Linked DNA regions of Homo sapiens: all the other regions are linked to region 3. A link is a loop called in an ENCODE intact Hi-C map of the cell type or tissue named here. Cell type or tissue: ascending aorta. All regions are shown on one strand. Each heading gives the region's core, and the rest is flanking DNA. Links, peaks and the distances in the headings are about the cores only. Region 1 overlaps CSMD2 (CUB and Sushi multiple domains 2). Region 2 overlaps CSMD2 (CUB and Sushi multiple domains 2). Region 3 holds the start of CSMD2 (CUB and Sushi multiple domains 2). Region 4 overlaps CSMD2 (CUB and Sushi multiple domains 2).

The links. A loop is a pair of places that touch in the nucleus more often than their neighbours do. Peaks named below come from ENCODE experiments on the same cell type or tissue, not always from the same donor. Only the 100,000 strongest peaks of a DNase experiment are listed, where the experiment ranks them.
Region 1: it touches region 3 in a loop (3-fold over the local background); 3 of 110 quality-filtered maps call a loop at or near these places.
Region 2: it touches region 3 in a loop (11-fold over the local background); 25 of 110 quality-filtered maps call a loop at or near these places.
Region 4: a loop joins it to region 3, with 2.9 times the contacts of the local background. A loop is called at or near these places in 2 of 110 quality-filtered maps.

Annotation. Positions count from the first base shown.
Region 1 is chr1:33,899,384-33,907,013 of GRCh38, reverse strand. All of the region lies in intron 5 of CSMD2 (CUB and Sushi multiple domains 2), which reads left to right. Among named protein-coding and RNA genes, the nearest start is that of CSMD2-AS1, 34 kb to the right of the region's middle. In ascending aorta, for the core only: no CTCF peak of the experiment used is centred there; a DNase peak (open chromatin) is centred at 3,979; H3K4me3 peaks cover 304 bases; H3K27ac peaks cover 2,322 bases.
Region 2 is chr1:33,731,709-33,739,338 of GRCh38, reverse strand. It overlaps CSMD2 (CUB and Sushi multiple domains 2), which reads left to right. Exons shown (of 71, transcript NM_001281956.2): 15 at 5-199. Among named protein-coding and RNA genes, the nearest start is that of HMGB4, 130 kb to the left of the region's middle. In ascending aorta, for the core only: a CTCF peak has its summit at 3,530 (motif pointing left); no DNase peak of the experiment used is centred there; H3K27me3 peaks cover 298 bases.
Region 3 is chr1:34,158,831-34,166,460 of GRCh38, reverse strand. CSMD2 (CUB and Sushi multiple domains 2) reads left to right here and starts at 1,231. Exons shown (of 71, transcript NM_001281956.2): 1 at 1,231-1,550. The coding sequence starts at 1,364. RefSeq lists enhancers at 2,721-2,780, 3,201-3,330. In ascending aorta, for the core only: a CTCF peak has its summit at 3,113; DNase peaks (open chromatin) are centred at 1,200, 2,454 and 3,200; H3K4me3 peaks cover 2,823 bases; H3K27ac peaks cover 1,367 bases; H3K27me3 peaks cover 894 bases.
Region 4 is chr1:33,758,287-33,765,916 of GRCh38, reverse strand. All of the region lies in intron 13 of CSMD2 (CUB and Sushi multiple domains 2), which reads left to right. Among named protein-coding and RNA genes, the nearest start is that of HMGB4, 100 kb to the left of the region's middle. In ascending aorta, for the core only: no CTCF peak of the experiment used is centred there; a DNase peak (open chromatin) is centred at 3,656; H3K27ac peaks cover 4,708 bases.

The sequences.
Region 1 (7,630 bases), core at 864-5,863, 260 kb after region 3:
TTTCTGCATTACTTTACACTGTCAGTCATTTTCTCCTCTGGGGGCTCTGCTTTCTGCTTGCCTCCATGCCACTCTTTCTGATTCTTCTTGGATCTCTCTGGCCATTCCTTCCGTGTCTCCTTTGATGTCCATTCCTTCTTGCTGTACTGCTCTGCTCACTCCACACATCTCCCAGGGTAGTCTTACCTGCTCTCAAGATTTCAGGTACTACCTATTTCCTCCCAAATATGGCTCCCTAGCCCAGCCTACCCACTGAGCCAGTCAAACTGTAGAGCCAGCTACCTGATGGACATCTCCACTTTGATGGACCACCAATATCTCCAACTTAACTTGTCTCAATTTTGCTCATAATTGACCCATAAAATCATCAGTCTGTGTCCTTTCCTAGTTTATGGTACCATTCCCCACCTAGTTATCCAGAAATCTGGGAATATCCCTATTTAATCCCTCTCTCTCACCAGCCACATTCAATTAATTGCTAAGTTCTCCCAATATACTGTACCTTTCCATCCTTTCTACCACTGCCTGAATTCAGCCCATCATCTTTTCTTCTTTGAGGGATGTAATAGCCTCCTTACTGATCTCCCAGCATCTTGGCACTGTCCAATTCATCCTCCTCACTGCTACGAGAATGGCTTAATTAAAATGCAGATCTGACATGCTAAGCCCCAGGCAAAAGCTTTCAATCATCTTCTGTTGTCTACAGATTAAAATTCAATCCCTTGATAGGGCACACAAGGCCCATCTGGATCTAACCCTTGCCTAAGTAACCACCCCAGGCTCACATCTTGCCACTTCCTTTTTTAAATTTTATTAACCCTAAAACTCAGTGGTATAACACCACAAAGATTTCCTTCTTGCTCATGTTACAGATTTGTGATGGACCAGTGGGAGTGGCTCTGATCCACATCATCACACATGTGGGTACCCAGGCTCGAGGGGGTTGCACCATATTCTAACCACACCATCTGAAATATGTGGCCTTCTTTAATACCATGACAGGGAAAATGAGTGGAGAATCCAGCATGGCTTTCCACCACTCTAGCTCAGATATGCTATACATAATTTCCAACTCATATTTCATTGGCCACAAACAGTCACACAGTCCAGCTTTGCTGCAAGGGAGCCAGGAAACGGGGATGAGCAGATGAGATGCTTGGTGAGCCGAGTTCTCTGCCACACCTCATGCTTCTGTAGACAAGATGCCGTGGTTCCTGTCAAAGGCCAGCCCTCTCCTGTACTCCAGAGCTCATCTTCCTCCAAAATTTCCCTACTATATGTATCTCCTTTTCCTTGCATTCCACAATTGTTCTCTCTATTGAGCACTTCTAACACCATAAAGGCATGTTCCAATATCTGCCACCTAAAATCAAAATAAAAACAGCACCCATCAAACCCCTATTACTCCATCCCACTCAGCTACCACGGAATGGCTCAGCCACTGCCAATTGCTGAGACAGTTCTTTCTCAGTTTCTGCCCTGCTTTGTCACTAAAACTGACCTTGCTAAAATTGACAGCAACCTCCAGGTTGCCCATTCCAGTGTCGTTTCTCCATCTTCATCTGACTCAGCCTCTTGGCAACACATGACACTGATCACCAGTCCTTCTTGAACTATTTCCTTCTCTTGGCTCCTATGAAACCATGTAGCTGGTTACCCTATGGCCATTCCTTCTTAGTCTGTTTTGCTGTTTCTTCCAACGTCCACTCTCTGTCCAGCCTTTATGCTTGGACTACCCAGAGGGTCCTGGGACTCTCCTCTCTTTTATTCTCTTTCCCAGCTAGCCCCAACAAATCACACATGGGCTTTCAATATCATCTAGATGCCAGTGGCTCTTGATTTAAATTTTCAGTCCTCAAGGGTCTTCTGGGCTTCATGCATATTAACAGGAATCTTAAAATGAACATATCGCTGGGCACAGTGGCATGTGCCTCTAGTTTCAGCTACTTAGGAGACTGAGGTGGGAGGACTGCTTGAGCTCAGGAGTTCAAGACCAGCTTGAGCAACATAGGGAGACCCTGTCTCTTAAAAAAAAAAACGGAAAAATATATATAACATAAAACCTATCGGCTGGACACGGTGGCTCATGCCTGTAATCCCAGCACTTTGGGAGGCCGAGGCGGGCAGATGATGAGGTCAGGAGATTGAGACCATCCTGGCTAACACGGTGAAACCCCATGTCTATTAAAAATACAAAATATTAGCTGGGTATGGTGGTGGGCGACTGTAGTCCTAGCTACTCAGGAGAATGGCATGAACCCAGGAGGTGGAGCTTGCAGTGAGATCGTGCCACTGCACTCCAGCCTGGGCGGCAGAGCAAGACTCCATCTCAAAAAACAAAACAAAACAAAACAAACAAAAAAACCTATCATTCCATTTTTAGGTGTACAACTTAGTAGCATTAAGCACATTGGCTATTTAGTGGTGGATAACACCACTATCTATCTCTAGTACCTTTTTTGCCTTCCCAAATGGAACTCCATGCCCATTAAAGAAGAATACCCAGAATAGTCAGATTCATAGGCAGAAAATGGAACAGTAGCGACAAGGAGATGGGCCGTCATTTCTTTTTAAGGCTGAATAATATTCCCTTGTATGTCTAAACCACATTTTGTTTATCCATTGATCTGTTGATGGACATTTGGGTTGTTTCCATCCAGTTTGGACTTCTCATCCCCTCCCCACTCATAATCTGTTCTCTTAGCCTTCTCCACGACCTCCCACATCTGTTTTCCTAAGAGGAAGCTGCTTCTGCCCATTTGGTTCCGCCAGCACCTTTGGGCTGCTCGGGGGCCTTGTCTCCCTGCTTCTACCCCTCTGTAATCCATTCTGCAGATGGCACCTAGAGTGACTTGGGTTTATTAATCAAATCATGTCTCCCCTGTTTAAAGCCTCCCAATGGCTTACTATCACATTTAGAATAAAATCCTACAAGACCCTACATTGTCCAGCCACTGCCTACCTGTCTGACTTCCCTCCTATCCCTCACTCACACCCATTCTCTGTGCTCTTCATCCTGTCCCTAGGGTGGGCTAAGCAGGTTCCCTGCTCGGGCTTCTGCACTAGCTGTTCCCAGGGCTTAGGATCCTCCTCCTTCACAGTCTTCAAATCTTCCTTCCAAGTTAAAAAAACAAAAAACAAAAACCACTGTTTTTTTGAAATATAGAGTTCAATGTAAATTTCCTATCTTTAGAAAAGACTTTCCCGTCCATGCAGCCTAAAGTAACCCTTGCTGTCTATCAGAGGATCTTGTTTTATTTTAAACATTCATCAATACCTGATATTTTCTTGCTTACTTACGTATTTCTTTTTCTTCTGTGCCCTTCCCCTCCCCTGCCATTGCCAGCAGAACCGTGACAAGCCCCTAATGTGCATCTTGGCACTTAGTAGGTATCCAAGGTTGGTTTGTTTGGAGGAGAGATCTGCTTCTGCCTTGCCAGTTACAATGTCCTGTGGCTAATTGCAAAGGTTAACATGGAGCCTCTCCACCAAGTATTTTAAGTAATAACCTTCCTGGGGGACATTTGCAAATTAGCACTGACTCTTGCTGATTACTCATCCTAAACTCAGTCTGATTAATAATTAATCAGCAAACTGCTTGGCCAGAGCGGGCTGATCAGTGCTAGAAAGGATCTTAAATTATGCAAGTCACTTGGCCAGTCTTTAAAAAAAAAAAAAAGCTCAGCAGTCGACAACAGAACTGGAGAGGTTTGATTGCAATGTGAGATCTCTCTCAGTTGTTTGTTTTTTCCTTTTTGGCTTTTTTTTCTTTTGACTAAGAAATCAATTAGGCTCAAACTTGCAACCTCAGAGAGAGACTGTGTAGCACAGAAATAGAAATGTGTTAAATATCACTTTCTTTTTGTTTCTTTCCTTCCAGAGAGTTTTGGTCTGTGAGGCAGAGGTTAAAATTAGCCAATTTGCTAAGCAAATGCCTGTCTGGCACTTGATGTCAATTTCTGCAGCCACGTCAGTTTCAGCTATTCACTCACTTCCTCTGAGCTGCAGTGCCCTGTGTCTGGCAGGAAGGAGGTGAGAGATTTGATGGGTACTGTCTGCTTGCCCACCCTGGGGTTGGGGTGAAATCAATTTGCCAGCAACCTGTCCCACCAGGAGTCCATATAGTGCTCTATGTCTCTGGCCTACAAAACCCAGAGAGACAGGAGGAAAGGCAATCAGAGGGTGATGAACAGGCTTCCCACTCTCAGGAGTGAACTTGGGGACCGCCAGGGACCCCTCTTAAGCCTTATCTGTAGCCTCCAGCCTCCAGAGCCAGTCCTGCATGTGGCTTTATCTTTCTTCTCTAGATACCTCTTCTGGTCACTGGAGATATGGCTGAGGGGGATACTTAGCGAAAGCTGAGGGGTTTGTGGACATTAATCTCCGGGCCAGAAAAAAAGGTGCAGGGATAAAGGGTTTAGTGCAGTCCATGCAACTCGGATCCTGATTAGAACCAGCAGGGTGACAAGGTGATTCCCCAGACCAAATAAGTCAGCATGCCCAGGGAGGGACCCAGGCATCGGTGATTTTTACAGCTCACTGTGGATTCGTGTGCACCAAAGAGGAGAAACATGATGTGATAGAGCATGAGAGGCTTTTGGGAAAGAGATTATGAAGGACATCAAAGAGTGAAGTAGAAAATGGGCTTTTCAGGAGTTGATTGTCTTTCTGGAAATAGAGGGACATCTCTCTATGTTGTGTCAGGCAGGGTAAGGGAAGAAGAGGCAGCCAGATGGGGCGGTTTCCAGGAGCCCTGCAGTTTCTGATCCATCTCAGTTACACCCCCAACTTTTAAAAAAAATACCCTGTGTTTCCTTTAAAAAATGCCCTCTAGGACTTATCCTGTGTTTCTCAAACTGGGTTGCACTGACCAACTCCCTGCTTCAGAAGACTTGCTTGAATGCTCTTTGGAAGAATGCAGATTCCTGAGCCCCACCTCTGTAAAATCATGGATTCCTGAGAATAGAACTCAACTAATTCAGTATTTTTAACCATTTTCCTGGGTGTTCTGAAATAGATTTAAGTTTAAGAGTTACCCTGGGCCTAAATAGAATACTTTCCAGAGTGATAATATAAAGGAAGTAGATTCTGCCCATTATGAAATGATTTGTCTTTTTATGAATTGATTCATTATTGAATTTCTCCCCAGTTATGTTTGACGTATAGGTTTGGTTATGGCTTATGCGTGAGTTTGGGCAAGCACATCTATTCCATAAAATGAAGCACATTGACTCCTAGTAAACTTTATTTATTTATTTCACAAATATTTTTCCTTGCCTACTCTGTGCCAGTTTCTGTGATAAGCTTTGTGATTACAATGCTGAACTAGGAAGTCTCAACCTTTCAAGGAGCTGCTAAAGTTTAGCCTTGAAGTCTAGTCTCACCTCCTTGTCTACCTGGTATAAGCCTGTGCAAGGGTCTCCCTCCTGAAACCTTTAGATGCATTGGGACCTGTGCCCTCCCTCAGCCCCACCCACACTGGGCAACCCCAGGCTCCTACGACGCACTGGCACAAGCCAAACTTTTCTAGAATACAGAGTCCTCCTCCCAACATGAACTCTTTCAGAGCATGGACTTGGCCCATCATCTCTGAATCCTCAGGGCTCAGTAGAGTCCTGGCACAGACAGGTGTAAAGATTTTCTGACAATTTGTTGAATAAATATAGCCTCTGAGATCTTAGAGTCTCAGCACCTTCTCACAGCCAACCGCATCTCACCAGCATCAAAGGGAAAAGCATATGGCACTTGGCTCACCTCGCCTGGTGTCAGAGCCCTTTGGCAACAGGACCAATGTCAAGATAAATAAACAGGCAAATATTCATTGTTTGCCTCTATGATTGAATTGAGGCCATCACATGTGTGGAATGCCATCTTGCCCCATTGGGTCTTCACCCCCAAGTTTGAGTTAGGTATTGGCATACCCATCTTGCAGATAAAGAAACTGAGCCTCAGAGACTTAGCTTCCTCCTCACCTACACGTGGTTCTCCCCAGCTGGGTTTTCCCATTTTGTTCCCTCTGCAGATCCTAGGCCAGCCACTCCAGGATCATTTCTCACCCTTAAAGTAGGCTTTGATGCAATCTGTCCTCTTTGAGTCTCTATCTGCCTTCCTCCTGCCTTAATATACCTTCAACAGTATAATCACTTTGAGAGCTACCATGTTTCAGGCACTGTACTAAGGTTTTTATATGCATGGTCTCATTTAATGTTTACAAAACTCTTTTTTTTTTTTTTGAGATGGAGTTTTGCCCTTGTTGCCCAGGCTGGAGTGCAATGGCATGATCTCAGCTCACTGCAACCTCTGCCTCCCGGGTTCAAGCAATTCTCCTCACCTTAGCCTCCCCAGTAGCTGGGATTACAAGTGCCTGCCACCACACCTGGCTAATTTATTTGTATTTTTAGTAGAGACAAGGTTTCACCATGTTGGCCAGGCTGGTCTTGAACTCCTAACCTCAGGTGATCCACCTACCATGGCCTCCCAAAGTGTTGGGATTACAGGCGTGAGCCATTGCGCCCAGCCACAAAACTCTTGTAAAATAATAATATTATCATAAAGAGATTAAGAAACCTGATGTAATATAGCTAGTAAGTGTCCGAGCCAGAAATTGGATCCCCATCATCTGGACTCTAAATCCTGATCTACCCCTCTTTCTCTTCTGCTCCTCTGGGATCTAATTCATTTTCTTTCCTGACACCAAGGAGGGCACCATGGAGCATAGATAGCATTTGGACTCAATGTTGGGTTCAAATACCAATTCTGCTACCAACTAATCGTGTGACCTCAGTTAACTTTCTGACCCTCTCAAGGCCTTTCATACAGTTATAAGAAATAATTGGGCACAGAAGACTTTGAACAGCCCCAGATTCCCAGCTTGTAAATCCAGCTTGTGTCCTTCTTCTGCCCTTTCATGGTTACAGCACCTGGAAGGGCTTTCCTCCCCTCCTCCCCTGCCCCTCTCACCCTGCTCCCAGAGCCTCCCAGCATATGCTCCGTGCAGACAGCTACACACAGCTTCTTTCAGAGGTTTAAGGTCCTGTGGGTCTTGGCCTCTGCAGTTGATAAGTCAGGGAGGCAGCTTCAGGCTGACCGAGGCAGAGGCCACAGCAAGAGGTTGTCATGTCTCCTTGGGCCAGGCAGCCCTGAGGTCCCAGGGCCATTTGGCAGTACCCTGAAGGGCACATGGGGAAAGTCGGGGTTGAACAATAATGGCTTTTACTCTTCTCTCACAGCAAGTCACTTAGCTTTCTGAACTTCAGTTGCCCTAGTTTTATAAGGCAGGTGATGGGTCCTCACCACCCTCACTGTAACCTGCTGGGAACATGCAGATTGGTGTACAGAGACCTCCTAATTTTTCACATATAAATCCAACCCCACAGATTCCCTTCCAGTGGGATCTGCCTCCTAAGGTGATTTTTCTGGAACTGAGAGGGTTTTAAGGAAGAAAATACAATTACTATGTGTAGGGTACCAACGACATGCCAGGAGTCTACACTGATTTTTCCTTTGTGCCTTTAAGCAACTCTGAGAACCCGAGACTCAGTGAGGTCATTTACCCAAGGTCACAGAGCTAGGAAGTTGCAGCCTGAAGCCAGGGCCCTTTGCCTCCCAACCTCTGCTCTTTCTGCCCCTC
Region 2 (7,630 bases), core at 1,417-6,416, 430 kb after region 3:
ACAGCCTTCCGACACAACGAGTGCCCGGATCCTGGCGTTCCAGTAAATGGCAAACGGTTTGGGGACAGCCTCCAGCTGGGCAGCTCCATCTCCTTCCTCTGTGATGAAGGCTTCCTTGGGACTCAGGGCTCAGAGACCATCACCTGCGTCCTGAAGGAGGGCAGCGTGGTCTGGAACAGCGCTGTGCTGCGGTGTGAAGGTACGAGCCTGCAGGCTGGGAGCAGTGGCCATTGTCAGCCAGAGAGGCTGGGGAGGGGGAGCAAGCAGCCCAGGCCATGGTGGTTCCTTTCTGCGTTGGTCCTTCCTCTTCTCCCAGAACGAAGGGCCACTCTCTCACCCTCATGCTGGAATAGCAGGGGCTTCATAAGGCCACTGTGCGTAGGAATTTAAATTATAACCAGAGATTAAAGTAGAGAAACGGCTCTGGATTGTCAGGCATCAAAAGCACCTCTTCTTTCAAATGAGAACTCTCTTCGGTATCACAGCCATTAAGATCCCTGTTTCCAGCTCCTGCCCAGGGGAGCTCCGGCAGCCCAAAGTAGCATTGGCAGCGCTGCGAGTTTTCGGGTCTTTCAAGCTGCCTGTCACTCTTTCCTTCTCCACATGTTTATTTTCCCCAATTCCCTGGGATGTCTCCCAGTCTCGGCCTTTGTGCCCTGTTAAATGCTGACTTTATATCCTTGTGGTCAGTCTCCAGGAGACTCAGGGCCAACCAGCCAGAAGAAACACAGCTTGCAGCAGGCACACGGCTGATGATGGCAGTTCTTCAGTCCTGCCTCGCCACACAAGACAGTTTTTGACTCAATTTTCAAGACCAGCCATCTGTTCCACCAAACTACAGACATTTAAAATACAGATAAAGCTTCTTGAGGCAGGAGTCAGGTTAAATTTGTGTACCAAGCATGGTGTACCAAGCATTTGTGCACCAGGCAAATTTGTGTACCAAGCATTGTGTACCAACCGTGGTACCTGGCACGGAATAGGTGCTTAATAAATATTTGTGAATAATGGATGAATAGTGAGTATCCCAAGGGCCCCTTGGGGAAACTGACAGTATCCAAGGAGACGAAGGCTGTGATTCTCTCCTTTTAGGAGGCAGAAACCTTCTTCTCACATTTCATGTGATAGAAAGAGGATAGAGACTTAAGAGACCTCTTGACTTAACCCAATTCCTAAACTCAAATCTGGGCATAGTGGCCATGAACAGGAAGGACAGGAGAATGAAGAAGGGAGCATGCCTGAGAGAGAGTATTACCCAGAGCTTACAAATGGCTCGATGGGAGACAAGGGACCACTGAGAACACTGGAGGTGGCAAGCAGTCCAGGTGGGCATTTGAGTGAGAGGGGCCCAAGCTGGGATCCTGGCAATTCACTTTTCCCCTTGAGCCTTTGTATTTTCCAGCTGGAAAAAAAAGGAGGGATAATGATAATTATCAGATGTGTATGGAGTAGGCAGTCCTGGTATAAAGTAAGTCCTCATAAGCTGCGCCTTCACTGTCACGTAAACTCCATGAGGTTAGGGAATCTTCCTTGGCCTCATATTCCCACAGCTGGTGTGTTGTTTGATACTTGGTAGATGCTCAATCAATACTGGTTGATGAGTCACCGAATAAATGAATGAATGAATGGCCTTTTAACTAGGCTAGAGCCTCCCTAATGAGACGCATATCAATGAAAGGCCTCCAGAGCCCCGACTCTCACCAGACTGCCTGCTGTCTCCACCCTGCAACTTATCATCCAAGCCACCCTGGGGAAGTAACTTGACCTCTCTGTGCCTCAGTTGCCCCACTGTAAAATGCAGGTTGATAATGGGAACCCGCTTGAAGAGTTGTCTTGAGCATGCACAGTTCTTGGAGCAGTGCCTGGTGAGAGGTAACACTCAATAAGTGTTGGCCATTAGCGTTAACTTGATTTTAACTATTTCTTCATTGGACCAACCAGATCAATATTTGCTCCACTTTGGGGGATCAAGTGGTGCGTTTCCATCCTTCCAGGAACTTGCCCCAACCGTGACATGAATAGACATTTTTTTCTGACTTCCAAACTTCCCGCAGTGTGGTCTGTACAACCTCATCTGCCATTCTTCCTCAGTGCAATCAGCACTTTTGGAAAGAACAGAAGCTTTGGAGTTAGAGAAACAACACGAAACTCAGTCTCCATGCTTCCCAGCTGTAGAATTAATGGGCTTAGGTTAAGTAACTAGACCTAGACCTCAGGTCCCTCACTGGCAACAGGGGAATAAGTATGCATATCTGATGGAGTTATTTGCTGGTGAAACAGGTCACCGTACAAAGCATCCATGCAGAACCCAGTCTGGAGGGTTGTGAATCGGTGGTCTTTCACCTTCCTACAGACCAGCCCCCTCATTTTCCCTTGCACTCATTGACCACTTCTAATTTCTTTAGTTTTCGTTGTGTTGGTTCATATCTCTGAGATCTTCCCTGCTGTCTCTAGCTCACCTGATCTCTTCCTTCTCCTAATTTCTATTATTTTTCATGGGCCACCACCACTGGACCACTTTCTTGGATACTGGTTCTTACCATTATTACATTTACCAGTTCCACAGGCCTTGGTCCTGTCTGCCCAACAAGACTGTGAGTGGTCTCAGGGCAGAAGGCCAGATTCCCATTGCCCCTGAGCCTGCAGGGGCTTAGTCCCAAATTAGTTGACTGCTCTGAGGAACCCTCAGGAATTAGTAACTGCACAATCCTCCTCTCCACCTGCCACCCTCCTGAATCAAGTGCTCTTAGACTTTAGCTCTGCGATGCATTGAAACCTTCAAGGCCATGTATGAACACATGAGATAATTTGACCTTTGTTAATGGATCTTCAAGTGGCTCACTATTTTTTTTTTTTCTTTGAGACGGAGTCTTGCTGTCGCCCAGGCTGGAGTGCAGTGGCGTGATCTTGGCTCACTGCAAGCTCCACCTCCCAGGTTCACGCCATTCTCCTGCCTCAGCCTCCCAAGTAGCTGGGACTACAGGCGCCCACCACCACACCCAGCTAATTTTTTGTATTTTCAGTAGAGACAGGGTTTCACCGTGTTAGCCAGGATGGTCTTGATCTCCTGACCTCGTGATCCACCCACCTCAGCCTCCCGCGGCTCACTATTTCATAAGCAAGGTCTTCATTTTAAAGTTAAAAAGGTCTTTTTCATTCTGTCCCTGGAGGGGGAAATGCTGTAGGGTTGGGGCAGTAGGCACTAGAAGTAAGGGACAGTCTATTGGAGACCCTGACCCCAGGGAGAGCCCGCTCGGTTTTCTCAGAGCGATGGGCATTTGATGCCAGCCTGGTTTTCAGGGATCTGGGAAGTTGCATGCCAGGCAGAGTGTGAGAGCCTGATGCCACTTAGGGTGGCTGAATCCCAGCCTTAAAACCTTAGACAGAGCTGGCTAAAGAAGCCCCTGGGAACCTGTCCCTTCTTGGCTCCTCTCCCTCCTTTTGTCTGAGCCTTGGTAGAGCTCTGCTTTGCAATCAGCATCTTTGTCTTTTCCGTTTTTTTTCTAGTTTTGTTTTTGATTAAGTGTCCCCACCTTGTGGACAATTAAATGCAGAAGCTAATGGTCTTTTAGAAAATCTTTTAATATATGCTAAGAGCCACTTAGCTTTTGAGAGGCTATAATAGGACAAGAGAGACGATGGCTTCTCCTAAATTTAGAAAGAAGGATGATTATCTGGAGGATCTAAAGCAGGGGTCGGCAAACTTTTTCTTAAAGGGCCAGAGAGGAAGTATTTTCGACTGTGTGGGCTATAACTCTGCTGTCCTAATGCAACAGCAGCCTTAGACAATACGGAAGTGAATGGGCTAGATTGACCAAGTCTGTGATCTTGAGTTCACAGGACACAGGAGTCCCTTAGGTGTAAAATCAGAAATTTCCCAAGAAAGACTTCCGGGTAGTGAAGGCAGCTACACCGGCGTACCTGCCTGACTTTCTCTCCCCTACACTTACCTCTTCCTTGTCTCTTTAAAGGAAAAATAATCATACCCCACTAGGATAAGTGTCTTACAGTGTCACCTCATTTCAACCTTGCACCAGTCCTAGGAAATAGATGTCGTTATTGTCCCTGCTAGGACACAGACAGGTTAAGTCACCTGCGTAGGATCTTCCCAGCTTGTAAATGATGGAGCCAGAATTCAAATCCAGACTCTTGGCTACCCTGTTACTGTATTTTTCTTGAATTATATCACTGAAGAGAATATAGTTTCCAACACCTCTATGAAAGACTTAAAAGCATCTCCAAATAGAACGAAAAGCAGGATTTCTACTTTCGACATCCCCGTAGAAAATTAAAAGGAAATACATTGCCTAATGCATAAGACAAAGAAGACAGGACATCACATGGAGACATCGGAAATTGACAGCATGAAACAAAATGACAGCAGAAGACAAACATATCAGTTATGATAATAAAAGTAATTAAACTCCCTATTAAAAGACAAAGAGCTGAGCTTTAAGAATATTCTGCTTACAAGAAATACACACAAAAAAAGATAAATTATCTACAGTGAGTGTGTATTTTCTTTTTTCTTTTTCTTTTTTCTTTTTTTTTTTTGAGATGGAATCTTGCTCTGTCATCCAGGCTGGAGTGCAGTGGTGTGATCTCAGCTCACTGCAGCCTCTGCCTCCCAAGTTCAAGCGATTCTCCTGCCTCAGCCTCCCGAGTAGCTGGGACTACAGGTGTATGCAACCATGCCTGGCTAATTTTTGTATTCTTAGTAGAGACGGGGTTTCACTATGTTGGCCAGACTGGTCTCAAACTCCTGACCTCATGATCTTCCAGCCTCGGCCTCCCAAAATGCGGGGATTACAGGCTTGAGCCACCACACCTGGCCCCTGTATTTTCATTTTTTAAATTTTAAAGAAATACTCGGAGGGTTGCTTGAGCCTGGGAATTAGAGGCTGCAGTGAGCTATGATTGTACTACTGCTCTCCAGCCTGGGCGACAGAGCTAGACTCTGTCAAATAAACAAATAAAGGAATACTTGGTGGTTGTAAAAATTTCAAATGATGCACAAGTGCAATACAGCTCAAAGTGGAAATGCTCATTTCCCAGTCCCACTCCCCAGAGGAAAATGGTTTAACAGTTTGGTATAAACACATCCACATTTATTCTCTATCTACACCAAATGTGTTACTTTTAAAATCAGGAAAAAAGCAAGTACTGTAATAAAGAAAGAAGGTCAGTTCTCCTCATGACCACAAAGAAATCTAAGTGGTGGTGGTAGCTCATTTTGGCATTAAGGAAGAACTATAAGGGTAGTTACTGCATTTCTAGCAATCTCTCATTTAATCTTCTTGCCACTCTTGCAAGAAAGATGTAATTGTGCTTTATCCATGAGAATCCGCAAAAACAGTGAGGTGAGTTGACGTTCCCAAAATCACCCAGCTGGTAATCATTGAGCACATACTATGTGCTAAATACCAGGCCAATTGCTTTACATCTGTATTAGTCCATTCTCACATTGCTATGAAGAAATGCCCAAGACTGGGTAATTTATAAAGGAAAGGTTTAATTGACTCACAGTTTCACATTGCTGGGGAGGCCTCAGGAAACTTACACTCATGGTGAAAGGCAAAAGAGAAGCAGGCACCTTCTTCACAGGGCGTCAGGACAGAGTGAGTGCAAGCAAGGGAAATGCCAGATGCAAACCATCAAATCTCCTGCGACTCACTATCATGACAGCAGCATGGGGGAAACTGCCCCCATGATCCGATTACCTCCACCTGGTCCTGCCCTTGACACGCAGGGATTATGGGGATTATAACTCGAGGTGAGATTTGGGTGGGGACACAGAGCCCAACCATATCAACATCCACTGCCCCATTGACTCTTCATGAGGAGGTATTGTTATCCTCACTTCACAGATGAAGAAACTGAAGCTCAAAATGGTTATGTAACTTGCTTAAGACCATAGCTAAGTGAATGAGAGAGTCAAGGTTCAAATCCAGATATTCTGATTCCAGAATCATCACTTTTAACCTCCAAGTGAGGTCTGAGTCCCAAGTTCATTCTGCTTATATTCTACCACAAAACAGTGGAAGACAGGTGGTAAGGGGCACAGGTGGGTAGTGGGGAGGCAGAGCTAGAGAGTAGGAGGCAACACTTCCAGCCGCAGGGCTGAGTAACTCCAGAGGCACTCTGGTCAGAGGAAAGGACTTCCACTACTTCTGGTCACTCACACTGGACAGCTAGTCAACAAAACCCCTTAGCAGCAGCCTACATCCCGTTACAGAAGCAGTGGTTGAGGTGGGCATTCCCACGTCCACCCAGAGTGGTTAAAAATGCAGGCTCTGGAGCTGGACTGCCCAGGTTTAAATCCTGACCCTGCGACTTCCTAGTGTGTGTTCCTGGCCAGTCGCCTAAGCTCTTTGTACCTCAAGTATGTTCCCTCAGCTATGAAATGAGGTTAATGTCTGTGCCCGCCTTATAGGTGGCTGTGAAGACTAACACACAGGGGAAGCAAAAGCATACATGAAGGTCAGAGCCTGGCATGTTGTAGAGCTCAGTGCTCAATGAGTATTTGTTCTCTGTATTCTATTCTGTCACCATTCCCTATTCCTCTTTGCCTTGCACAACTTTAGCATCAGGGTCAGGAGAAGTGGCTCATCCCTCACAGGGGACAGCAACCCCTCATCAGAAGCTCAGTGTATCAGTCAGCCTGGGCTGCCGTAACACAGTGCCACAGACTTGGTGCCTTAAACAACATAAATTTATTTTCTCACAGGTCTGAAAGCTGGAAGTTCAAGATCAAGGTACTGGCAGGGCTGGTTTCTCCTGAAGCATCTCTCCTTGGCTTGCAGATGCCCACTTCCTCTCTGTGTTCTCACGTGGCCTGTTTTCCTGTGCACATGCACCCCTGGTGTCTTCCTCTTATAATGAGGACACCAGTCCTACTGGACTAGGGCTCTATCCTCATGACCTCATTTAACCTTATTTACCTCCTGAAAGGCTCTCTCTCCAAATGCAGTCACATTGGTGGCTAGGGTTTCAACCTCTACATTTTGGGAGGACACAATTCCATCCATAACACCCAGTATCCCTGCCTATCAACCAGTATTTCATTCCTTCAACAAATATTGAACATCTAGTGAGTACCAGGTGCTGGGACAGTCACAGGGTCCCTCTTTTGTCTTATTGCTGAGCTCTTCTCCCTGTTCAAGAGAGGATCCTTCCTTCTTTTTCCTTCTTTTCTTTGTGTGTGTGTGTGTGTGCATGTGCACGCACACAGACATGTGTGTGCTTCCCTGTTTTTGCCTTCACCTTGTTTAAATGAAAAATTTCAAACATATACCAAAACAGAGAGAATAGTATAATGAACCCACATGTACCTATCAGTCAACCTCAACAATTATAAACTCATGGCCTATTTTGTTTTCATTTATATCCCCACCCATTCCCCCACAACCACCCTGCTGGTTCTGGGATTATTTCGCAGCAAATTTCAGTCATCACACTTCATCTATGACATTTTAGTAATGTGTCTCCAACAGATAAAACTAGCTCTTTAAAACATAACCACATTGCTATCATTTTAAAAAATTAAAAACAATTAATATAATCAAATTTCCATGATTGGCTAATACGTTCTTTGATAGTATTTTTAAGTCAGTATCCTTGTTAGCTTCAT
Region 3 (7,630 bases), core at 918-5,917:
GCAAAGGGGGCGGGGGTGCCCATCGCAGGTGCCTTTCCACTGCACGCGCCAGCAGAAGCCTCCTCTCTGGACCTTGCCCCTCCCAGTTTCCTCCAGCCTCCCCCCATGAAGCGTCTCTTCCCTCTCGCCGAGAGTTTGGCGTAGACAGCGAAGGAGCCATCGTGACTGGCGGAGAAGCCTGGAGTAGACGAGACAGAGACGGCGACCGAGTCGGGTGGGGGATGGGGTGGGGACCGACACTAAGCCCTTGGGGCCTAGAGGCAGCCGCTACTGGGGAGAGGTGGGGAGCAGCTCACGTCCTTGGGAAGAACTCTCTTGGTTTGGGGCCTTGGCTGGGAGGAGGAAGGGGAGAAGAAGAAGTAGGATCCGATTATTTAAATTTGGGGATAAATTGTACTAGTAACTCTTGCACCGTCCTTCCACCAACCTCACTCCCCACCCCCAACTCGCGTGCACACAGGGACCGCCTCTGCCACCCTGAGATTTTTGTCTTAGGGTAGGAGTGGGACCGCACTGGGTCAAATGAACCGGTTCCCCCCCCTCCCCACCCCACACACAACCCCCCTCCACCGCCCTCCAATTCTTAACCCTGCCTCTGTCTACGCACACACGCCCCTCTCCTGGGATGGGGTAGGAGGCTATTGTGAATGAGGCTCATAAGCATCGCCCCCGGCCCTAGATGGCAAGTTCAAAGCCACCACCCAAGATCAGCTGGTAAGAGCCAAGACTTGGGGAACGCGTCCTTCTTTGGTTACCTTTTCCCAGACAGGATTCCAATTTCCAAACGTGGAAGAGGTGTGCGTGTATGTGCCTGTGTGTGTGAGTGCGTGTGTCTCTGTCACTGTGTGTGTGTGTGTGTGTTTGTGTGTGTGTGTGTGGAGAGGGGGGTGTATTAATGGGTGATGTTATAAATGAAAACAGGAGGACTGAACTTAAAAGAAACTGGTCAATTGCAAAACAGACACGGATAAACAACCCTTTAGATGTAATTTGTGGTTTATCTGGAGGTGGAGGTGGCGCTGAAGAGGAACCCCCGCCCCCCAATATTTTATCCTTAGCTGCGCCTCCACCCCCAGCATTTGGAGCGGCGGAGAAGCGGCTCCGGAGTGATTAATCCGGGGATAATTCACCCCCTCCCGCCCCCCGGCGCGAACCCCGCGAAGCGGGATTGGAGCGAGTCATTTCCGAGAGCGCAGCGCGCCTCTCCCCGGCCGGGCGGACACTTGGTTCATTCCAGCCGCAGAAGCTCAGGGCTCCCGCGTACCGGGATTTTTTCCGAGCAGAAAAAAGCTCCAGAGCTCTCCTGACCTCCTTTCTCCTCGGCGGCGAGCGGAGCCTCTCCCTCGGCGCTGCCGGCCGCGCCATGCCGCGCTCGCGGGGACGGGAGCTGGGGCGCTGCGGCTGCCCCGCGGGGAGGGCTCGCGGCGAAACCGGGATTTCGGCGCTTGTGCCGGGCGCCGGGAGCCGCTGGGGCCGCCCGCCGCCGCCAACGCCGCCGCCTCTGCTGCTGTTGCTGGGCTGTGGGTTGCTCAGCGTCTCGGCCGCCGCGGGTGAGTCCAGCCGCGCCGAGGAGCCAGCGGCCGCCGCGCGCCCCACCCGAGCCCCGAGCCCACCCATCCTCGACCCGGTCCCAGTCCCTCCCCCCGCCTCTATCCCTGCCTGAATCTCCCACCCTCCCAGTTGCCTACTCTCATTCTCATCCCTGCCTCCGTCTCCCACCCCACCCTCAGCCACGTCCTCACCTCCACCCTCACCCTCACTGCTGCCCCAACCCCAGCCGCAACTTGGACGGATGCGGCCGGTGTGGGGGCCTGGGAGACAGACATCCCCGCCCGGGGTTGCGGGGCACCTGGTCTGTGGCTTCAGTTTCTCCAGCCTCCCAGCCCCCACGGTGCTAGGCTTTTTCCCGATAAACTTTCCGGGAGCCCTACTCCCCCGGCTCCTGATTCTGCCAGGCACGCTGGTCCTGGGGGCTGGAGAGGAACCGTGCGCCCCCTCCCCATTTCTGCGTCTGCAAGGTCTGCCCTTCCCTGCCCCCGCCCATTTTCTCCAATTGAAACCGGTGCCCCCTCTGGAACCGACTGCAGACTGCGGCCGCCATCCCCCTCCTCAAATGCTACCCCTCCCTCGGCGCTCGGAGCTAGGAGGGGGTTCAGGTGGACGCGTGCCCACGGTGGGGGTCCCGCGCATTCCTTGCAGGAGGGTGCAGGTGGGGGCTGGAGGGTGTTGAGGGATGGGAAGGAGGGGGTGGGGGTTGTAGCCCGAGGCGGGGGAGGGAGTGCCGCCGCCAGGCTTCGCGCTGCCACATTCCCCTCGGTGCTCACTCCGCGCCAAAGTGCCCTTTCCCGCGCCCTGCTGCAGCCGAGCGCCTCGGCTGCGGCAGCGGCAGCGGCGGCGCGGGCGGCGGGACCAGCTCCCGACGACCGAGTCCGGGAAGGGGCAGATCTAGCGGGTGCGGAGAGTCCCGGAACTTCGCGGGTGTCTGGCTGCAGCTTGCAGCGCGCGGGGGAGGTACGCGAACCTTCGAGGGAACCCGGTCCCCTGTGGAGGCTACTGGCCGCGACTGGTGCCCTCCCGCTTTACCCACAGCACCCCTCCGAAGCTCAGTTCTAGCTACAAGCTAGAAAGTTCCGTGTGCCCGGGTGGAGACGGGTCCAAACCGGGATGCCTGGAACCGCATTTTCATTTAGCCCGCGAGGCTGACACCCACTGGGGGAGAAACCGAAACACCTGCTGGCCAGGCCTAGACCTAGGGCACCTTCGACCTGGAGCCGTGTTTTCTTTTTTGTTTTTGTTTTTGTTTTGTTTTGTTTTGTTTTGAAACCACCGATTGAACCTCTGAAGGCTTGGCCTGGACCACCCCAGTTCCCCTTCTTGGGAAAGTGCGCCTCTCCTCTGGCAGGTCAGTGAGTGGCGAGCTCTCTGGCCCACTCTGGCCTTCAGCGTCTTGTGAGTCTGTCCTCGCAGACCGTGTCGCCCACCGCTTAACCGCGGCATGTTGGGGTTCTTGGTCAGGGAGGGCGCCCCGAGCCAGCTCTGGCTCTCTCATTCCTAGCTGACGGGACTTTCTTAGGTTCTGCTAAGAGTCATAGCCACCGACACCCAGAGAGGGGCGCCCGCGGTGCGCGCGCCTGGGAGCTCTGGCCTCTCGCACACCCACACCCACTGGGAGGCTGTGCATACCGACGCTGCTGGTCACCCAGACTTGCCACATGGGCGGTGGGGGAATCGCTGCTACCTCCCGCCAGGCCTCCCGGACGTACGTTGAGGCGAGGCCGGTCTCTGGCTTAGCTGATTGGAGAATGTCTCGGCATCGGACTGAATTGTTTTTCTGGCTAGATTTGTCCCTGCCCCTTGGGCATATCCTGCCCCTAGGGGAGAGAAAAAGGCCGACTCACCGGCGCTTGCACCGCTCAGCGGTGCTGGAATCCTGCCCTATAGAGATCCATTTGCTCGCAGCTCCTTGCTCAGTAGAGAAGTTGCGGGGAGGGGGCCTTGTGTTCATGGCTTGGGGTAGTTCCTCTCCGGCAGGCCCTGCTCTGGCTTGCAAGCTTCCAGTACATTTCTTTTCTTTTCTTCTCTTTCTTTTTAAATTTTTTTTAAGACGGAGTTTTGCTCTTCTCGCCCAGGCTGGAGTGCAATGGCGCGGTCTCAGCTCACTGCAACCTCCGCCTCCTGGGTTCAAGCGATTCTCCTGCCTCAGTCTTCCGAGTAGCTGGGATTACAGGCGACCGTCACCACGCCCGGTTAATTTTTGTATTTTTAGGAGAGATGGGGTTTCACCATGTTGGCCAGGCTGGTCTCGAGCTCCTGACTTCAGGTGATCCGCCTGCCTCTGCCTCCCAAAGTGCTGGGCTTACAGATGTGAGCCACCGCGCCCAGCCCAGTACATTTCTTTTTAAGCCTTTCCCGCCTTTAGATGGGCTGTTTGGCCTTGCAGGCAGCAGAGATTTGGAAATGGACTTGGTGACAGAAGATCGGCAGGATTTGGTACATTAGAAGGGGAAACACATTCATTTTGTGTTCAGTTCACACTGTTGAATTTAAAAGATGCTCAGGACTGAACCGTCTCCCTTCCTCGGCTCAGTGATCACTGGATAAATGAATAAAATAGTTTGAAAAAGGGGAGTCTCCTCACCCACCCATACCTTCTCCCCTCAACCCCTTTAGTCCTTGTCCTGCCTTGCACTCCCCCTCCCCCTCCCCACCCCAGCCTCCCTGGAGACTTCCCACCAATTACCTGCTGTCCCTATCAATCATCCTCCCTTTTTTTTTTTTTTTTTTTTGAGAGGGAGTTTCACTCTTTTGTTGTCCAGGCTGGAGTGCAATGGCGCAATCTCGGCTTGCTGCAACCTCTGCCTCCCGGGTTCAAGTGATTCTCCTGCCTCAGCCTCCTGAGTAGCTGTGATTACAGGCGCATGCCACCATGCCCAGCTAATTTTGTATTTTTAATAGAGAAGGGGGGTTTCTCCATGTTGGTCAGGCTGGTCTCGAACTCCTGACCTCATGATCTGCCCACCTTGCCCTCCCAAAGTGCTGGGATTACAGGCGTGATCCACCGCACCTGGCCACCCTCCCTTCTTAAAACACATTTCCCTTTGACCTGTGAACAGGCTCATCTTTACCACAAAACAAGCCAAGAAGCCTTCTTGGCCCTATTGACCTATCTAAGCCACTGCCCCATCTCTTTTTGTCTTTTAGTCACTTCTCTTCAAAGGGGTCTTCATGTCAGTTTTCTCTACTACCCGTCACTCCTTACTTCAACCTCTGTCTCCAGGATGACACTGGAACACTCTAGAAGAGAGCACCAATGACCACCTCAATTGCCAAATACATTGTACTTTATCTTTATTTTCTTTTATCTCTCTGTGGCTGTGGCCACTTTGGATGAATTTCTCTTCCTTGGGCTTCTGGGACACTATGTTTTACTGATTTTTCTCCTATCTCTTGCGTGTTCCTTCTCAGTCTCTAATACTAACACTTATTCCCCTCCCTGAAGTATAGTGTCCTGCAGCATTTAATTCTTTGTACTTTTTCCCATTCCTTTTCACCACTCTCTGGGTGAGCTCATCCTTGCCCAACCCTTTCACTACCACACTCTGAAGCTTCCAGACAGATCTCTTCTGCCAAGACATCTCTCCTGAAATTCATCTATTGGCTTCCTGGTCCATGGGAATTCTGGGTCTAGGTAACCCATGTATCCAGCTGATCCTTGGACATCTTCACTTAGATATTTCCCTTCCAGAGCAATCTTATTAGCTTCTTTCTTAAGCCTCCCGTATTTCCTTTGTGAGCTGGTGGTTCCTGTAGCCTCCCAGTTATGGAGCCCAGAAACCTTTGGATTATCCTCAACTCCTTCCTTATCATATGGTCATCAAATTCTGTCAGTTTCATATCCTCAATTATTCTCGAACCTAGCTACTTTCCTTGAGGAGCTCTGAGCATTGAAAAAGCTATCATGCCTTCCACTCCCTTACTAACTAATTTTTAAAAAGCAATATTAAACTATAAGTAGATAGTTTAAGTAGATGGAATTCTGACAAAGTTCTGATTTTTCCCGTGCCAATTACATCATGGCTTTAAAAAAATCAAATGCCAAATTAAAAAAATTTCCCCTGCTTTGTATGTTGTCTGAGTGCTTGCTTTTAGTCAGCCTCTTGTAGACTAGAGCACTGACTGTACTCAATGTTCTACTGTAGTACAAACTGAATTGTATTAAAAAGCATTTATTTGTCTGCCTTATATATTAAAATGTGAGCTTACTGAAGGCAGGGATGGTGCTTTATTTCTCTTGGTATCCCCATATCCAGCTCAGGTTCTGGCATAGAATTGGTGCTTGATGTATGGCTGTTTGATCAGATGATTTTTACAGTTTTCTTTTTCTTGGAGAGTTTTCCAAGGACTGATAAGACTAAATCGGGGGTCAAGGAAGCCAGCTGGTTTGCAGAGGTAATAAGATGACAAAGACATCTGGTCCCCTGTTCCTTTCCCCACAACTAAGTATCACCGTTTGGTTACAGTTCCCTAGGTTCTAGAACCAATGCAACAATAAGCCCTTGGCATACCACTCTCCTCCAACCCTGAGCCAAGGAAAGGCGTTTCACTACTCAGTCACCAGTGTGTGTATGAATTTGAATTTCCATTTGCAATCAAGCTGAGGGTTTATGGTTTTTAAAAAATGAGCTGACTGCAGCGGAGAGTGCCCACCATATCTAGGGCTGGTGAGTGTGTGGCTTTGTTGAAGGTGAGATTAGAATCATGCACCAGGGACTGGAGGACCAAATTGCAGGGTCTTGGACACTGCCTGGTTTGGGTTTCTCCGGCAGAGCCCAGCAGGCAGCTTCAGCAGCACCCCCTTCACCCTCATTCATGTGCCTGACCTGCCTGTTTCACCCTCATCATCACGCCAGCAGGATTAAGGGAACCTGATTGCTCCGCAGAGCCTTGCTGGAGACCCAGCTGATCTTCAGGCCTCTCTAGGGCTCAGTCTCCCTGCTGTAAAAAGGACAAGTAATTCCTGAGTTTTTGGAAGGATTAGAAACCAGAGATGCAACGAGTCCAGTGCCATACCTCATCGAATGTGCCTATTAAATAGAAGCTGGGGCCAAAGGAATCAGCCAGGAAGTCTATGTGCCCTCACCATGTCCTTCCCCACCTACCATGCTCAGAGAGCTGTTCTGGACACCCAGGGGAGTTATAATAACAGCTCATATTCACTGAGTACTCACCGGCACTGTCTTAAGCACTTGGATGTATTAACTCAATCCTCTCAGCAACCCAGTGAAGCCTGCAGTATTATTATTCCCATTTCATAGATGAAGAAACAGGTTCAGAGAGGACACATAACTTATCCACGCACTAAGTAAATAGCCGAGCCACAGTTTGGATGCAGGCCTGGCTGACGCCATATCTTTTACTCATAACCTTGTTGCCATTCAACTTCTTGGGGACCCAGCTGGTACCACGTCCCTGGAAGCGTCTGCCCAGGCTGCCTTCTTTGGCCTTGCTCTTCCCACTGGGCTGTCCTCATCAGTTATACTGTGCTGCTTTTGAGGCCTGAATCCCACACTTCTAATCCTCAAGCAGCTATTGTCCATTCCTTTCCACCACAAGCTCCTGGGTGGGGGGGGGGCAGGCTGTAAAGTCATTCTTGGTTTCTAGCCCCAAACACCCATCTAGATGGAACTCTACTGTGGGTTCTTACAACTCCTCACATTTCCTTTGTTGTCAGAGTCATCAGGACATATTGGAATTTCTTGCTTAGTGAGGTGGTTATCTGTCTCATTTCCCTAAAGGACTGTGAACTGAGGCAGGGCAGTGTAGAGCACATAGTGGACACTCAGTAAGTGTGCTGATGAGACAGTCAGAGCTGATGAGACAATCAGAGGCAGGTTGTTTGGAGCCCAGGGCTCCCTTTCCTTTAGACCACCCTGTTGGGCATTCCCAAGGGCAGCTGGGGGCTGGGAAGACTGGAAACGGGTTAAGGGGCATCTTCAAGTAGGAGGCAGCCCCAGGCCCATCTGCACAATAATAATAGCTCTCCTTTACCGAGTGCTGGTTAAATGCTTTGTAGACATTACCATTTAATTATCACTGTAATATTGTATTTGAAGATACTGAGGCTCAGAAA
Region 4 (7,630 bases), core at 1,682-6,681, 400 kb after region 3:
TGTCTAGGAGGGACATGGGGCATTTGCTGTTTCCAATCCCTGTATAGTGACTACTGGTACTGACATGTGGCTACTGAGGTGTTGGTATTCTTTCCCAATTTGAAGGCATTCTTTCTACATTGTGTATAGAAATTCTTTGTGGTATTTGATATATGTATTTTCCCAACCTCATTTTCCCTATTTATTTTCTATTTTTCATTGTATAGTTGTCTTACATTTCTATATAAACAAGTCTCTCAGTATTTGTGATTTATTTTCAAAGCTGACAAAGTTATTCTGCCATGGATCTGAGAAACAGTTCGTTCTATTTTTGGTTATTTGTCAGTAATTTGATTTTTTAAAATATAATTTGTTACTCCATCTGGAGTTTACTTAGATGAATGTATAATATTGTCCAAACTATTATGCAGTTTTCCAACACAATTTATTAAGTAATTCATTTCCCTTTTGATTTGAGGGAAATGAATTGTTTTATTACATACTGAATCCTCAAATGTAGTTAAGTCTATTTCTTGAGTCACCACTTTGTTCTGCTGCTCTATTTCTATCTTAGCACTGGTATTGAATAATTTTAATTGTTGTTTTATAATGTGTTCTAATATCTGGCAGAGCTAGAAACAACTCCTTCCTCCCTGAATTATTTTCTCTTTCAGAATATTCATTGTTATTCTCATCTGTTTGTTGTTCAAGATTAATTTTAGAATCATTTTGTCAGAGTAAAAAAAACATCCTATTGGGATTTTTGTATGTGCACTCCTGTTAAAATATAAATTAACTTGAAGAAAATAGGCATTTTTATAATACACAGCCCTCATATCCAGACACATGTTTTTGTTCGCCTACTTCCGTCTTTCTAAATATAACAGCTCCATGGTTTTCTTCATATAGGTCACATGCATTGCTTCGCATACATTGCTTGTCACCTTTATTCTTAAATAGGCAGGTACTTTTTTCATTTCTCCTCCCACCCTGACCTCAATGCCACATGCACAGGTGAAGCATGCTCTATTTTCCCTCCCCTCTATGGCTGAAACCTAGTGTTCCCTGTAAACATACAATCCCAGATTTTCCAGGACAAATGCAATTTCAAACATCATTTCCCTTGGCCCAGAAAATATGATCACAATAGCTAGAGTCCTTGGAAATTGCCTTTTTCAAATGATCAGAGCCAGAGTTGGGATCAGCAAAGATTTAAATGCATCAGCCTCAGCATGAGGGATAATATTCCTGGGAACTGTTTGTGATTAGGCCAGGGACCGTGATCGGTGTGAGCTTCCTCTGCTTAATGTAACATTCCCCTCATTTCTCTAGACTTCTTTCAAGGTTTCATTGACCTACAGATAGCCCCAGAAAATAAACAGGGAACTTAGGAAGTCCCAGGTCTCCCTCCCTCTGTTATCCAGTCCTCAAGAACCTGAACACTGAAGACCTGTGGTTTCCCTTTGCTAGTGGCAGGCAGAGCAGGGGGTGCCCGCTCTGCAGAATTCTCCCAGTGATCTGAAGGGGACGTCGCCTTGAGTGGAAAGTCAGGGGTGGTAGCAGGATGGGGGAGGGTCTGTATCTGCTACTGTACTGGAGAATGGGCACTAGTCATAGCTATGAAGCGTCCCAGGGCCATGGGGCAGCCTGGGAAGTGTATGCCAGAGTTGAGGGAGTCCAGGGCTGAAAGAGCTGACCCTGGATGAAGGAATGGGTCACAAAGGAGGCTGCTGGTGTTGCCTCTCAGAATGTACAAGGAGGTGGAGTCAATTCTTGTCCTACCAGGCCAGTATGGGTCATATCATTGCCTGTTACCTTTGTTTTCAAATAGGCAGATACTTTATGGGGGAAGGAAGATTCTGGATTGACTCATGTCCTCACCCAAGGGAATAGGGTGTATCCCGGCAAAGTATATCCTTGACCCATCCAAAGGCTTCAGTCTCCAAAAAGAGACTTCAGTCTCACAGCAGAGACTAGAGAGGAAACCATGAACCAGAATAGAAGCCCAGTCCTTGGACTGGGGCATACATATTGAAGAAGGGTTAGCAGGAGAGGGAGATCCTAAAACTGAGTGGGCCTATATGTATGCTGGGCTTCTCACAAGCCCACCAGTTACTGGCTCTGTGCAGCCACACACATCTCACCCCAACAGTTTGTAGGACTAGAACTTCCCAAAGTACCATCATGCTTAGCTGGGCTTGGCTTAGAATCTGGCTGTAAGAACCAAGCCCGTGGGATCCAGCTCTTCAGTGTACCTGGCCAGGGTGAAATCAGGCAGACTGAAGGGATGGCTCACGAAGGAGGCTCCCAGCATTTCCTATCAGGATGTCCAAGGAATTAGTCAACACTTTCCCTGCCAGGCCAGTGTGAGTCACATACATCACTTGTTTCCTTTATGCCTAAACAGTCAGGTACTTTATAGGAGAAGGAAGTGTCTTTGGTGGCCCTGCGTGGTCTAAAGTAGACCCAAACCCAGCTAACCATTAGAATCACTCATAGGCCTTTTAAAATACAAAATTCTTGGCCTTGTCCCCCAAAATTCCAATTCAGTAGGTCCAAAATGGGGCCTAGGAATTGTAGTTCTAAAAAACTCCTAGATGATCTAGACATTAGGTCATATTTCTGAACAACTAGTATGGAACACATACTGTATGCCAGTTGCTTGGGGAAAGTTTTGTGTCAGTTCTGTGAGGTTTGGTCCCTTGAATTTGTCTCTTGAATTCCTTTCTTGAATTCCTCTGGGCTAATGGGAAGGCTTGAGCTCTTGGATTACATCATGCCAAGAGACTTTTTTCCTAGCTAATACTTGTGTCATGCCAAGATACATGGGGTTGTGATACATGTGGTGATACGTTGTGTTCATATGCTGTTGCTATTAAGTTGGCCAGGCTGAGCTGCCATAACTCAGTTATTAGGATGATTGTAGTCTCCCAGGGTCCGTGGGATGTTGACCTCCATGTTGGTATCCCATCAAGGAGTGAGATGCATGGTCCAGTACTCCCACATTACAACTTGATGTTTTTCATTTAATTTAAATGCAGCAAAATGTGGAAGGGAGTGGGTACTATGTACTGGCCATTACACTCAGCACCGGGCAAGTGATGAAGATGATTCAAACATGGTTCTTGCCCTCCAAGAGCTCATAGTCTAGTGAGTAAGATAAGCATGTGCTTTTATTTTAAAGCAGTCTCTGAATTATTGCACATAGATGTGGTCACAAAGTGCTACCAGAATGTAGAGGAAGAAAAATTCATTCCAACTGGCAGATTTTCAGAAGTCTTCTTGGAAGATTGTAGCACAGGCAAAAATTTCAGTCCAATCCAACCCAGGAATCTGTCCAAAACCAAACTGTGAACACAGTTTAATCCAAGGCCCAGTTCAAAGGCCTTATTCCAGCTAAGAGTCCTGGTCCAAGGTATATTAGGACCACAGCTACCTGCGTGGAAGAGGAACTGGGAAAACTGGTCAAGCTTTAGGAGTCTAATCCTGGGCTGTGACCTCTACTTATAGGGGAATGAGGTATCTCTGTCATTCTCATTTCAGCTTTCACCTTTGGGATCAAGCCAACAGGCTCTGTTTTCTCTGTAAAATATCCAAAGTTGTGTGTATGCATTCTCCACTGTGCTCTGCCATGCCTGACTCAGAGAGCTGTGGAGGCCAACAGAGTTTCCCCAGCCAGGGTCTGTTTTCACAGCTGCTGGCTCAAAAGCTGGAGCTTGAAGTTCTATCAATACCCCAACCCTGTTCTTTGAGCCTCTTGGTGAATTTGTCATCTTACTTGAACATATGTGCATTACTATCAGCCCTCAGTGATGTGGGTGTCCTCAGACTCTGTGGTCCTCGGGGAAGGCACTACATACCTTTTCTAGGGCTTGGCTTTCTAAGAGGGCCTTGGGTTACCCCCTCTTGTGTTGATTGGCCCTTCCTCTAGGCCTTATGTACAAGAGCAATCTTTTGGGTGACTCAGGGGAGGTGGGTTCAGAGAAAAGGCTCCTGGCCCTAGGCTACCTGATCAACTCTCATCTTGCTCTGGGACTTAGATCAGACTCCCCCATGGTCTTGCAGGGAGCTCCCCCAGGCTACCTGTAAACTCCCTTGGATTATCGTGTTTCCCCTGGAAGAAAATCCAAATGTACTTCCTTGTGTCATGGAGAACAATCAGCATGTATTGTTTTCCAGTCTTCAGTGGGTGGTGGTCTGAGGCATGAATGGACCATGGCAGTTCTAGACTCCTTGAGTGAGGATGCTCTGACGAACAGGCTTAGAATGCATGATGGAGCTCTCTAACAGAGCTCAGGGGCTCAAGTGAAGAGGACAGGCCCTGAGTGCCTCAAAGACCCAGGGACCTGGGCCTACAGTCCTGAGAACATCCCCTGAGTTGTTGAAGATGTGATCCACACCCTTCCTTGAATTCCTCTGGGCTAATGGGAAGGCTTGAGCTCTTGGATTACATCATGCCAAGATACTTTTTTCCTAGCTAATACCTGTGTCTGGCTGACCAGATTAATAAGAGCAGCTGAAGCTAACCTTAGCTGGGCATAGAGACCATCTGGGATCTGCCCATGTAGGAAGAATAGGACGCTACGAGTATCACTCATAGGATCCTGGGGGCTGGGTGCAGGCAGCTGTGGGATCTCACAGGAGAGAAGCACTTTTGAGTAGCCTTTGCTTGGGACATGGAAAGACTGGGTCATCAGGACTTCCATCTGTTCCCCAACATGTCACAGTTCCTCAGAATCTCACAGTGAGACTCAAGACTGACAGAATATCCAACACTCAAGTGAAGGGCTGTTCAGTACCAGGTACCCCCATGCAGCTGACAGTGCCTCTCCTTTCTAAGGTTATCTGCCCACAGATCTGCTCACAGAAGGTGCCTCACCAGGTCACAGTTGGCAGTCGAGCAGTCAGTCATTCCTGCAAATGGGGAGTTTTGTCAGAATCTTCTGGACTTGGAGTTACCTGTTCATTCCTTGAGGAGAGGAGGGACTGAGGATCAAAGAGCAAACCTTTTGGCCTGGGGTCTTGCTGGATTGAGGGTGTGGTAAGGGAGAAGTGGGGAGACACCACTTTTGCTGCCTTAGTAGGCTGATTAAGACTAGGAGATACACCAAGCAGAAGCATGCGTGGAGACAGCCATCAGCAGCAGAGTGGGGATGTCCCTCTTGTTTCAAATTCAGCCAAAATTGAATGTATACCTTCCCTGAGCCCAGCACAGTGCTGTGTTCCATGCCTTCACAAACTTCATTGCGTTGAGTCTTCACAACAAAGCTGTAATTTAGAAGTTATTAATCCCATTTTTATATATGAGGGGAAAGACTCAATGATGTAAAGTACCTGCCCTCTTCCTTCCTCCCAAATGCGTACAGCTAATAAGTGAAAAATACATGCAAACCCCCAATTTTTAGAAGGATTCATATTTGCTCCAACTTTGGCATGGTGGCTTGGTCTGGCTACGTATATTTTCCAAAGAACTTATGGTCTGTTTTCAAGGTAAAAGCTGAGCCCCAAGAGTGTGGACTCAGCTACTTCCCAGTAGCATAGGGCAGGAGGCCTTTTTTGTGCTTTGTTCCATAAGGTATCAGAATCTTTCCTGTGAGCTGGGGATATGAGTTCCTCAGCCAGCCACTGAGGAATGCATGAAAATCCCAGTGCAGAGCCTGGCCTTGGGAAAGACCTCTAAACATCTCAATGAAGAGGGCCTAAAGGCCGGGGTAAGCACCTGGAATGGTTTGGTGGGGACAATGCATTATTCCAGAGGTGTGGCAAGAATCAGTCATGGCCACAGGGTAATTCCAGGCAGTGGGTAATTTCCAAAGGTTATGCTGATGAACAGTCATGTAATTTATACCAAGAACCTAGCCAACCTCTATGGGATACAGGTAACAGGGTCCAGCCATAGAGGGCAAGAACTTAGCAATCATCAGACCCCTACCAATGAGCTTCAGTTTAGGATTCCAGTTCCAGAGGGGATTGAGTTGTGAATGAGGAACTTGAAGCAAAAGCTAGTTTCATGAATAGCTGCTACCATGAGTAGGGTGACAATATATCCCTATTTGCTTGGGACAATCCCAGTTTACATCTTTTGTTCTAGGTAATTATCCATAGTGCCATCTTTCATTCTCAAAACCAGTTTGGGCAATATGTTACGTGGGTACCCTAACATGCCAAAGACCTCATGCCAAGAAAGGAATTGGGCCTCAGTGATTGATTTGAATGCCATGCCAAGAGGGATCTGAGTCAGAGGTCTATGAGGCTATATATAGTGGTTTATCTTTTTTTTCTTACTTGTCACTGACTTGAAACTCAAGCTCTGGGCTGGGCACAGTCGCTCATGCCTGTAATCCCAGCACTTTGGGAGGCCAAGGCAGGCAGATCACGAGGTCAGGAGATCGAGACCATCCTGGCTAACACCGTGAAACCCCATCTCTACTAAAAATACAAAAAATTAGCCGGGCATGGTGGCGGGCGCCTGTAGTCCCAGGTACTCAGGAGGCTGAGGCAGGAGAATGGCGTGAACCCGGGAGGCAGAGCTTGCAGTGAGCAGAGATTGCGCCACTGCACTCTAGCCTGGGTGACAGAGAGAAACTCTGTCTCAAAAAAAAAAAAAAAAAAAGAAAAAAAAAGAAAAGAAACTCAAGCTCTGTATGATTAACCCCTTCCTACCTCTCTCCCCCTCATCCCATGCCGCTCTTCCATCAAAACTCTTGCCTACCTCAATGCCTTTCCACTTACAGTTCACCATGTTGGAGTGTCCCTCACAAGACTGGCTCCATCTCATCATTCCTTAACTGTCACATTCCCAGAGAGACCATCTCTAACCACCTTATCCAGAAGAGCGATGTCACTTTTTATTTCCTTCATACCCTTTTTTATAAGTGTATTAGTCAACTTTTGCTGTGGCATCAACAGCCCGAAACTCTCAATGACTTGAAACAATAAATATTTATTTATTACTCATATCTCAAGAGGGTTGTAAGTCAGCTGCAGCTCTGCAGGGCTCTCCTGGGCTCCACATAACATCTCGTTCTGGGACACAGGCTGAAGGACCACGTTGTGCCTAGAGCATGTTGTTCTCATGCCAGAAGGCAGAAGCTTCAGGGAACAGAGCCAAACTACTCAAGTACATTTATAGCCTCTGCTTGGAAATGCCTACGTCATGTCCACTCACAATTCCGTGGGCTAAAGTAAATTGCAAGACTAAGCCCAAAGTCAATGGGGATAGGGAAGAGAGCACCACCTCAAGAGATGTATAGCAAGGGCAAGGAGAGAACAAATGATTGTGAACAATTAGTATGATCTACCATAATAAGTGATGCTTATTTTATTTGTTGATTATCTGGCACCCTCACTAAACTATAAACTCCCTGAGGGCAGACCTGTATATGTCTAGTTCATTGTTGTACCAATCATACAGCAAATTCTTTGTAGTATTTTCCTATTTTTGTTACAATTATTATTAGTAGTGTTATATTGCTGCTATTATATAAACAAAGCCAACACAGCTGGAGTGAGAGAGCATTTGGTTTGGAAGATGCTTGGCCACCCAGGGTCTACTGGCAGCAGGATTTTATTCCACAGCCCTCAAGCTAGTGTAGTTATAGCCAAGAGTGGCTGAGGCCCTGAGTGCAATGAGCCTGTCATACAGACTCTA